2 separate regions of the Homo sapiens genome follow, and region 2 is linked to region 1. The links are chromatin contacts, found by Hi-C or POLR2A ChIA-PET in ENCODE. All regions are on one chromosome and are shown on one strand. Each heading gives the region's core, a stretch centred on a gene start or an enhancer-like site at or near the end of the contact. The rest is flanking DNA. Distances are from core to core; before and after follow the strand shown.

What was found. A loop is a pair of places that touch in the nucleus more often than their neighbours do. ChIA-PET counts read pairs that join two places held with the same protein, here RNA polymerase II (POLR2A). Pooled maps may share reads with other maps.
Region 2: a loop to region 1 is called in a pooled map, with 5 times the contacts of the local background. The contact joins two enhancer-like sites. A Hi-C loop is called at or near these places in 2 of 168 maps with a recorded cell type or tissue (CD14-positive monocyte and posterior vena cava) and 1 of 50 pooled maps. POLR2A ChIA-PET finds 5 or more read pairs at or near these places in 1 of 52 experiments (K562).

Annotation. Positions count from the first base shown.
Region 1 is chr1:110,186,472-110,191,245 of GRCh38, reverse strand. All of the region lies in intron 6 of SLC6A17 (solute carrier family 6 member 17), which reads right to left. Among named protein-coding and RNA genes, the nearest start is that of SLC6A17-AS1, 20 kb to the right of the region's middle. Within about 2 kb of position 2,850, at least 5 of the 41 ENCODE cell types and tissues checked have a DNase peak (open chromatin) inside an H3K27ac peak, as active enhancers do.
Region 2 is chr1:110,228,193-110,232,966 of GRCh38, reverse strand. It overlaps KCNC4 (potassium voltage-gated channel subfamily C member 4), which reads right to left. Exons shown (of 4, transcript NM_001039574.3): 4 at 1-56. Among named protein-coding and RNA genes, the nearest start is that of KCNC4, 20 kb to the right of the region's middle. Within about 2 kb of position 2,571, at least 3 of the 41 ENCODE cell types and tissues checked have a DNase peak (open chromatin) inside an H3K27ac peak, as active enhancers do.

The sequences.
Region 1 (4,774 bases), core at 1,601-4,100:
CACAGAGCTTTAGAGTCTCAGACAGATCCAGATCCAAATCCTGACTCCCATCTTTAAATGGCTATGAAGCTTTTGGTAAGTGGCACTGACTGTGTTATGAGCTTCAGATTACTCATCTGAAGAAAAGGGAATAGTAATAGAGTCTCGGAGTGAACGTGAGGATCAAATGTATAGCAACAAGTAATGCCTGTACGTAGTGGCACTCAATCCCAACAGAATGAGGCTGACCTCGTCAGGACAGGGTGTTTTGTGTTTTGCGGGGGTGCAGGAAGCAAGGATTACTATTCATGTTTTTAAAGGGTAAACTGAGACCCCAAAGATGAAATGACTTGCTCAAGGTAATGGAGCTGGTTAGTCGGGGCAGAGTGATAACTAAAATATAGATATTCTGGGCCAGGCCCCCGCCCCCGGCCCCAGCACCAACTCCTGACTCAGTTTTTCTATCACCTATACTCTTTAAAGCATTTTCCCCTGTGACCTTTGCTGCTGAGGTGAACCTAAGTGACCTCACTCCAGACAGACTAAGGAGGCAAGGAGCCAATTCAGAGAGTTCACTTCCCTGTGGTGACAAGCCCTGTGTGGGTCCTGGCCCGGCTGCCCCTTCTGAGTACCTGTGGGTAAGTCCTCACCTGAACAGTGAGGTGTTGGACTCTAGGGTCCGTCTGGACTTTAGCTGTCTTTAATATCACAGCCCTAAATAACATCCAGGACACAGGGCCCACCTGCCATCATCTCAGCAGCTTCCTAGGCATGTCTCAACTCCTGGCAGCACTCCAACAGCTGAGATGTTGGCAAGCTCAGAGCGCTGGCAGAGCAGTGAGGCTGAGGGCGGCACCCCCATGCTGAGGGGAAAGAGGTGGGGGATGGTAGTCGAGCCTTTGAGCTTCAGGGCCTGGGCACAAATGGAGACCCAGGAGGACTGCCTGGTCAGACAGCATGTGTACTCCAGGGGAGATTAAGGTCCCCCATCCAGCACAAAATAAGTAAAACCATCTTTAGTCCACCAAGAAAGCCCAGAACCCAGGCCTTAAGGATCTAAGGGCCCCTTGGCATCTATGAGGAGACCCTCTCCCCAGCCCACCCCTGTGTACTTATTAGGTATAAGGTGTCAAGGCCTCCCTGTGGCAATGACATGTAGCCACTCATCCATCAATCTCTGAGCACCTGCTGTGGGCCAGGCCTGGTGCTAGGCGATGCAGAGGCCATGGGGAATAGAAGCAATCAGGCTCTCCAAGTTTACATTCTAGTTGGAGAGAGACACATTGGTCAAATGATCCCACGAACAAATGCTAAATTGCAAATGTGACAAGGGCTGTGAAGGCTGGGCACCCAGTGCTTGGAGAGCCCATAAGAAGGGGATCTGAACAAGTTGGGAGGCCAGGCAAGGCTTCCCAGAAGAAGGGGTCCTCAAGCTGACATTTGAAAGCTGATGAAAGCGAGGCCACAAGGGGAGGGAAGAACATTCGGGAAGAAGCATGGACAGAGGTCCTGAGATAGGACAGAGGATGGTGTGTAAAAGGGAATGGAAGGTGCCAGGGTGGCTGAAGCAGTGAGGACGAGGTGGGGGTGGCACAGGTAGGGCTGGGAGAGGAGAGAAGTTAGATCAAAGGCCTGTACAGATCCTGTCTTCACCCTAAGAAAGCACCTAACCCAAGAAGCCACCGAGGGGTTTAAAGAAGTGGGGACACAATCATGTGCATTTCCAAAAGAAATAAGTGGATTCAGCAGACCTTCGAGGAAGCGGCTTCTGGGGTCCAGGCTGGAGGGGACAGTGGCTTTGCTAAGGGGCTGGGTGGTGCCAATGGAGAGATCTTCGCAGGACAAACCAAGGAGACCTTCGGGATGGACTGGAGATGGGAGATGCTGGAGAGGGAGAGGCCGAGGTGAGGGCCATGTCTCTGGCCTGCATACCTGAGCAGGTGGAGATGGGGACAGTGGGAGAGGAACAGGTTGATGGTGTTGGGCAGGGAGGATCAGGACATTAGTTCTACAAAGGTTGAGCTGAATGTGTCTTTAAGACATCTAAAATGAAATGCCAAGTGGTCCGCTGGACAGATGAGCCTGGAGCCAGAGAGAGACAAGCTGGAGATAGACTTTCTGAGTAGCAGGTGTGCTGGCAGGAGCTGAGGCTGTGGCTGTAGTTACAGAGGGATAAGAAGCAAAAGCCTGCTCCTATCTCCAACACTGAATGCAGGGAAGAGGGAGAGTCTCCTGAAAGGGAGTCAGAGAAGGAGAAGCAGCAGAGGCAAGAGGAAAACCCAGAGCCTGGAGGAGGAAGGGTCAGTGCTGCCAGTGAAAGACCCTGAGGGAGTCCACGCAGGAGGCCACAGGGGGCTTCAGAGGCTTCCTCGGAGTTGCTCCCTGGCAAGAAGCCAGGGGAAGTGAAGAAAAGAGAGAGGCAGAGGGGAGGAAATGGAGGCAATGTGGGTAAGCAGGTCCTCGGAGAAGCAAGCCTCGGATCAGGAGAAGGGCAGTATCCGGAGAAGGCTATGAAATCAACAAAGGGTTGCATTTTTATATGTTGTCTTGATTTCTTTTTTGTTTTTGTTTTCAATGGAGTGTCTTGAAAAGCTGGAGGGTAGGGATCGGGATGGGGTGGGAAGCTGTCCTCCATAGGACCACCCTTGGGCTGCTCATTTGAGAGAGGAGGGAGGGAGGACAGGATGGGGCAGCTGCAGGCAGGTTTTATGGTCGGTTTCTGTCTCTGTCATCTGAGGGAGTTTCTTGGCAGCTTCTGTTTTCCCTGTAAAGCAGGAGGCAAAATCATCTGCTGGGGATGAGTATGCCGGAAGGAAGGTCAGAGGGTGTGAAGGATTGGAAGGGTTTAAAATAGCCACAGCGGAGCATGGGAGAGCCAGGTGACCAGAGAAACAGGGCAGGGCTGTCCTGTACTGCTGGGGGCCCACCCCCTTGCATAGGCGGATGTCTGGTTTTTAAAGTAAGATGAAATGTTACCTTCTTTACAAATGTAATACAGGCCCACGGTTCCTTATCTAAAAGCCCTGGGGGCTGACTGGTTTTGGAATACAAGCTTTTGTTTCTAATTTAATTTTAGAAAGGTAATGTGATGCATATGCTACTTAATTACATATCACCCCCAGCAGGGTCTGGGGCAGCACCCTGTAATCAAACACGTTAGTATTTCTGCAGCAAAATATGAATATTCACACCAAGTGAATCAATAAAGACTATAAATAGCCTCACATCTGTGCAGGTCATTTTGCTTCCAAGTGAGTTCTGGAGGATCAAAACCAAACCAAACCAATTTTTGTTTTTCATGGCTATTTGGATTTTGGTATTGTGGATAAGGAAATGGGGGCCTGTACTGTGCCTAGTAGAAATCTGGAGAATAGAAAAGGAGAAGAAAACAATCATAGTTCCACTGGGAAAGGACTTGTGTTAATTCCCATCTCTTGGGTGAGTTTTTGAAAAATAATTTTTCAAGAATGCTCCAGAAATGGGCATAAGGGTGACTTATGCCTGGAAGGCATGCTGGCTGGCCTCCTCTGGTATTCGCAAATGTCAATCACAACAGCCCTACCACAATCTGCTGGAGCCTGGGCGCTTCTCCTAGGCTAGAAACCAGCACCTCATGGGAGGGCTCTGAGCAGTTTGGTGAGTTCTAACTAGGAAGAATTATGAAATTTTCTAAAAGAAGGTATGTTGAGATTATTAAATCAAGTTTAGCCTAAAGCTGCCTCCTTAGATATTTTAAGTTTGGCCTAAAGGTTTCTCTGTACATCATGAACTGTAAGAAGTGGAGGTGTAAACAGACTGTAGCCTACCCTTGTGCCAATCACTGAGTTTTGGCCAATCAAATGTGGTCAACTGCTCGAACCAACTTCAAATAAGGCAAACACCAAGCTGTGACCAATCCAGCTGTTTCTGCACCTCACTTCCATCTTCCGTAAGTCACTTTCCTTTTTCTGTCCATAAATCTTCTTCCATCACATGACTGCACTGGAGTCTCTGAACCTACTCTGGCTCGGAAGGCTGCCCGATTCGCGAATTGTTCTGCCTGATTAGCGAATTGTTCTGCCTGATTAGCGAATTGTTCATTGCTCAATTAAACTTTTACATTTAATCTAGCTGAAGTGGTTTTTTGTTTTTGTTTTTGTTTTTTTTTAACAAGATGAACACAGCTCTGGTCACGTCGCTTGCATGCTGAAAAATATCTGATGGTTCCCCACTGTCTTCTAGAAAATCTTTTTCCATTCCTTTATGTTCTGAACATTCTACATGCAGGTAACTTACTCCTCTTCAAAAGCACACCTCTGGCCTTTGCCTAGGCTGTAATTTTTTCCTGAAATTCCCTTCCTCCTACTCACTTTCTGGTAAACTCCTACAAATTTCTCAAAACCCACCATGAATATCATTTCTTCTTTAAAGTTTTTCCTAATTGCCTCTGGTCCTTGAGCTCTCACAGCTCTTGTCAATACCCACGTCACAGGTTTATGTGTCTCGTCTTCCTTTCAACACTTTGTGCTTAGGGGTGGAGCCCATCTCCTCTCCTGTTTGTATGAACAGTGCTGGCACGTGTGAGAGAAGGAAAGAGTCGGGAGCGAGAGAGAGAGAGAGAGACTAGACAAAAGCTGACCTTTTTCTATGAGTTGTGAGCTGAGCAGGAGGGACCAGACAAGGGGCTACAAAGTTGTACCAGCCTTTTGGGCTAAGATGCTGTCTTCTAGAATAAGAGGACGATCTTAGGACTTCAAACTTCTACTTTCTAAAACATGGCTATTTTAATACTGGCTTCATTTTATTATCCTTTCCT
Region 2 (4,774 bases), core at 1,322-3,821, 42 kb before region 1:
GAGGGTGAGGACTTCAGCCTGGGCATAGTTGGACGAGAGGGCGTCTTGGCAGGTCTCTGTGTTTAAAGAGCACAGGTGTGAGACACTGGGACGCACGCTTTCGGCTCAACATTGCCTTCTGGGGTTGGGGGGACAGGGAGTTCAGCAAAAGAAAGGGAGAAACAAAGAATGAGACGTTAGAAGGAAGCCAGCTGCTGACCCACAGGGTGTGGGCTAAGGAGTAGACCAGGAGCAGAGCTGGAAGGCATGAGGAACCCAGGGCTAAAAGGCCAGGAAGAGCATGGATGGGTCAGGGAATGGGGTGAACCCTTCACCCCTCTGCCAACCCAACTCTGGTGACTCAGGTGATGTTGTAGCTCATCGCCATACCTGTTCAGGTAACCACTAGCTCCAGGAACCACTAGCCTCTTAGGTCTTCAAAGCTCCAGTGCAGTGGAGAAAGGGACCATAGCTCTGCAGCCTTGCATGGAGGCAGTGGGGAAAGTTCCTGATGTGGCCTGTGGCTCACAGGCCATCACCCCAGCTGTTGCCTGACCAACTTGAGCTCTCCCCCAAGTAGCTCCATCTGCTGTCACCACCCTGGGATATTCCATTGTCCCAAGGAGCTGGTGAAGAAGGCTCCTGAGTATGATGCCATGTCGTGCCCAGCCCCCTTCCTCAATGTGGCAGGAACAGAGTCCCAGCAGTTGGAGGGCATGCAGCCTCAGGTGAATGCTGAAGGGGAAGGTCACGGAGGACGAATGTGCCTGTCTCAGGAGAGAAGGTCAGGAAATAGTACCTTATTGAGAAACCCAACCCCTCAGAGAGCCCTTTTGGGATCCCACCCTCAGCCTGGGATGTCTACCACCTGGGCCTTTCCTTCCCCTACCTTACCAGTGGGAGCACAGGTAGGGCAGGTAGGAGTACTGCTGTCCCAGCTGCAGATCTGGGTCAACAGTGGAGGTGGGAGTTCCAGACCCGCTGGGACAACCCCTGCAGCTCTCGGGTCTGAGGTCTAGGGCTAGGCCTCCTGTCAAGGTGGAGTGCAGATGTGGCATCCAGACCTCACAGCTTCCATCCTGGGCTTCGGGGTGCCTCCATCACCTTTCTAGGGAAGGGGTGTCCTCATCTTGGGGTGATGCTGTTTCCATCTTCTTAAGACTGTATGCCCCAGCCACCTCCTTAAACACTGCCCCTTTGCCTACAAGTGTTCTGGGCCTCTGAGTACTATCCTTGAAATCAGAGGAATTCAGGGTTCTTCAGAGCCCCATTTCTGAGGACACGCAGACAGAGCTGTGGTCTTGCCCTGTACTCCTGTCTGCGTAACTTAAGCAACACCTGCCACTGATCCCCACTCATTAGGGGACAGGGAAGTGCCTCTGGGCTCCCAGTAGGCAATTAGGCCCTAAGATGCACCGGTGAGAATGCCTGGGCTACTGAGGGGTCTAGGATGGGTCTAGGATGAGACAGAAGGAGTCACAGCAAGGCTGTCAAGTGTCCCAGAAGCCAGGGAGCAGAGCAGCCCATACTGAGATAATGGCCTTAGATTGCTTTTCCACTGGCTTCCATGGACTCTCCATCCTCAGGGACCTCTGAGAGTTGGGGAGGGGTCTTCCTAGGAATCTCATCCTGGATTCTTACCTATTTGACCCACCAGGGGTGGGGCAGGGATTTCAGAGGGTGACGCTGGCCAGAGCAGAGCAGGCCCTCCTCTCCCAGGAAGCTCTGTGAAAGGGCAGCCTGGGCCCTGCAGCCAGTCCATGGCCTCCCCTCTGGCTCCTGTCAGCCAGCTTCTAGGTTGCAGTGCCCTTCCTTCTGGTTCTACCTCTCAGAAGCCCTGAAAATTGGTCTCTAGGTTGCCAGTAACCCTGCTACAGACTGGAAGGCGAGGTTGTGAACTCCTACCCAGACTGCCTCCCAGTTCTGTGGGAAGGGGCTGAGCTCCAGCTGCAGGGGAAAGGCATCTGACAACAAAGTAGTGGGTGCAGGTCCAAGTCTAGCCCAAGGAAAACAAACTCTACTCTCAGATGGTGGGTGGGAGAGAGCCTTCTCTCAAGGAGGGAGGCTCAAGGCCTGGGTGAGCCTGACGCCTGTACAGGCAGCCACTTCCTGTGGCAGTGCCTGGTATGCAGGGGTTCTGCAAATGCCTGGGCTCACCCTGCCCTTTCCCAGGGCCCTGGGCAGGCCCAGAGGTGCTGAGAGGTTGTAAGGGCAGACAGTCTACTCAGCCCTCCTGCTATCTGGGTTCTATCTCTCCCAGATGAAGCCAGAGAGCCAGGAGGGATGTGTGGGAGCCAGCTCCCCGAGGCATTAGGGCTCCAGCCTGGCAATGCTGCATCTTGTCGCCCAGGGACATCTGTGCCCACCGTAGGGGTGCCATGAGCCAGACCCAGCCCTGTGGGAGGGAAGAGAGGGAAGGAGGCGGTGGGTGCCGTGGAAACTTGGGCTCCTGACAACTTGAGGGCTGCCACAGAAATAGCGGCCTCGGTTCCCTGAACCAGAAAGGCAAGTCAGAGGAGAAAACAGTGGTGGCATCCCTGTGAACCTGCACACCCGGCTCGTTGTGTCCCTGTCAGAGCCCAGGCCCTCCATGCCAGGGAGTCCTCTCGCTGTTGGGGGAGGGGCCCTCGCATCTCCATCCTGTTCCACAGGCTTCCCCATCCCTGTCACTTCAAGGGCCTGCTCCCTCCTGAAGGGCAGTTGCATGGAGGCCCCCACATCCCCTCTTCTCACTTCTTATGGGTCAGGTCACTTCATTCTGAGAGCAAGTGGGAGGCAGGCCCCACAAACCACTGCAGGGTGGGGGTATCCCAGTGCCCACTCTGAACAGACCTTTCCAGAAGGACATTTCTGTGTCTGCCCAAGACTGAGGGAGGTGCCGAGATGGGGACACTCCGGGCACAGGCTTTACACAACACCCCCAACCCCATGCAATAATTTGCTCTGCCCAGTCCGCCTTTTGGGGAGCCTCAGATTTCCCAGCCTCTGCCCAGCCCCGACGCTGCCCTGCCATCCTATCTTTGCTGACCATGGAAGGAGCAGATCTGGACCTTACTTAGTCATTCTCTCCGCAAAATTGCATAATCTGACTCTAAAAATTGCCAGGCGCACGGCTCTGCTGTCAGGTCTAATTCCCATCAGGTGAAAGAGGAAACGTCTTGGCTGAGGCAACCTTGTTCCTCAGGCTGTGGAGGGCCCCCTTCCCGGGAGCGGCAGGAGCAGGTGGGGGCAAGATGGCTTCTGTCCCCACACTTCCCCTCAGCTGCCCCTGCGCAAGGTGTACCCCTGCTCACCCAGTGACTCACAAACCTGTTGTGCTCCTGGGCTCGTTAGGTAAATGAATACACTTAATTATAGAAATTAGATGAGTCTCCGGTTCTGGCAGGAATACAGAGCGCAGAGGCTGGGTGGGAATGGCAGGTGACTCAGAGGCAGGGCTGGGAGTTTGAGGGAGAGGGAGAGGGAAGAAGAACTGTCGCAGAAGCAGAGGAAGCAGCGTGGAGAGCGATGCTGCAGCTCGGGGCGCAGAAGGGACACCAGGTGCCGCCAGTGGGAGTCACCACTGAATCTGGGCAGAGGCTTCCTGAGGGAAGGGCCTCCCTCGCCTAGGCAGCCCGCCCACGGCCTGCACCAAGCCTGAAGCTACAACGCTAGGGACCCCTACCTGCGCCCCAAGCCAGGGATAGAAAACATCAGGCCTCTTCTCCCAGGGCAGCACTGCCCATAGGCACTGCTCTTCCAAGGAGTCAAACCACCTTTACACCAGCAGAGATGCCCGACATAACAGCCTTGTTCCTTGCTGGTCTGGGTGTGGGGTGGACAGACAGACAGACAGACAGGCTGTTCGGCTACTGGTTAAAGGCTATGAGGAATGGAAATACATTCACAGTGATTAAAGATATTAACATAGGCGTGGCTCCCCAACAAGGCTGACTGGCCCCAGGCGCTCTGTGCACACATAAACGCCTGGTGGCTGAGACTGGCCCTGGTGGGACCCCGAGAGGAAGGCAAGGCCGAAAGACAGGTCCGGGGTGTGCACCTACAGCCCAGGAAGAGGCCAATATGGGGAGAAGCTCTGGGATTGCTTTCCCCTTTGCTCTCCGGTTCCAGAGCTGAACCTTTTGGGAAGCTTGGAGCTATGGAGGGCAGGCTCGGGGGCCTAAGTTCTCCTCTGTCCTGACTGCTCCCCCCTGCTCCCTCCTGCTGCCCGCGTGGGCCCTGGGGAGTGAGCGCTGAGGGCATGGAAGGGTGCCTGTTTGTGCGCGTGTGCCCAGAGGGGAAGGTGCAGCTAAGGGGCAGAGTGACCAGGGGGTGGGCCGGTGAGGGGGTGGAAGGGGGTGAGCAGGAACTTTTTCAGAGGGTAGGGCAAGCTGTAACGCGATGCCAGTGGAGACAGCCCCAGGCTGGTTCCAGCTGCTCCAACTATGTTGTTTAGACTCCGGGACTTTCCACAGCCTTGGTGAAGAAAAGGCACATGGGTCAGTGGGCGCAGCTCCACAGGGTCCACGCTCCAGGAGACACTGCAGGGCGGGTGGCCCTGGGCTGGTGTGGAGGGGCCTGGCCCTCCTTGACTCTCCCTGGCCTCAGGTCTCCTGGGCTCCTGAGGACAGACTCCAGGGCCCCACACCCAGCTGACTTTTGTCCTGTCCTGCCCCCAGGTAAGCTTCCCACCAGCTCCTTGATAGCCCAGCTAGACAAAGACCCCACAGCCTCCAGCATCAGCCTTCTTGACTCTAAGAAGCCCTAATTAGCACCTGCCACCATCCTCCCAGGGAACTGACACTCTGATACATGG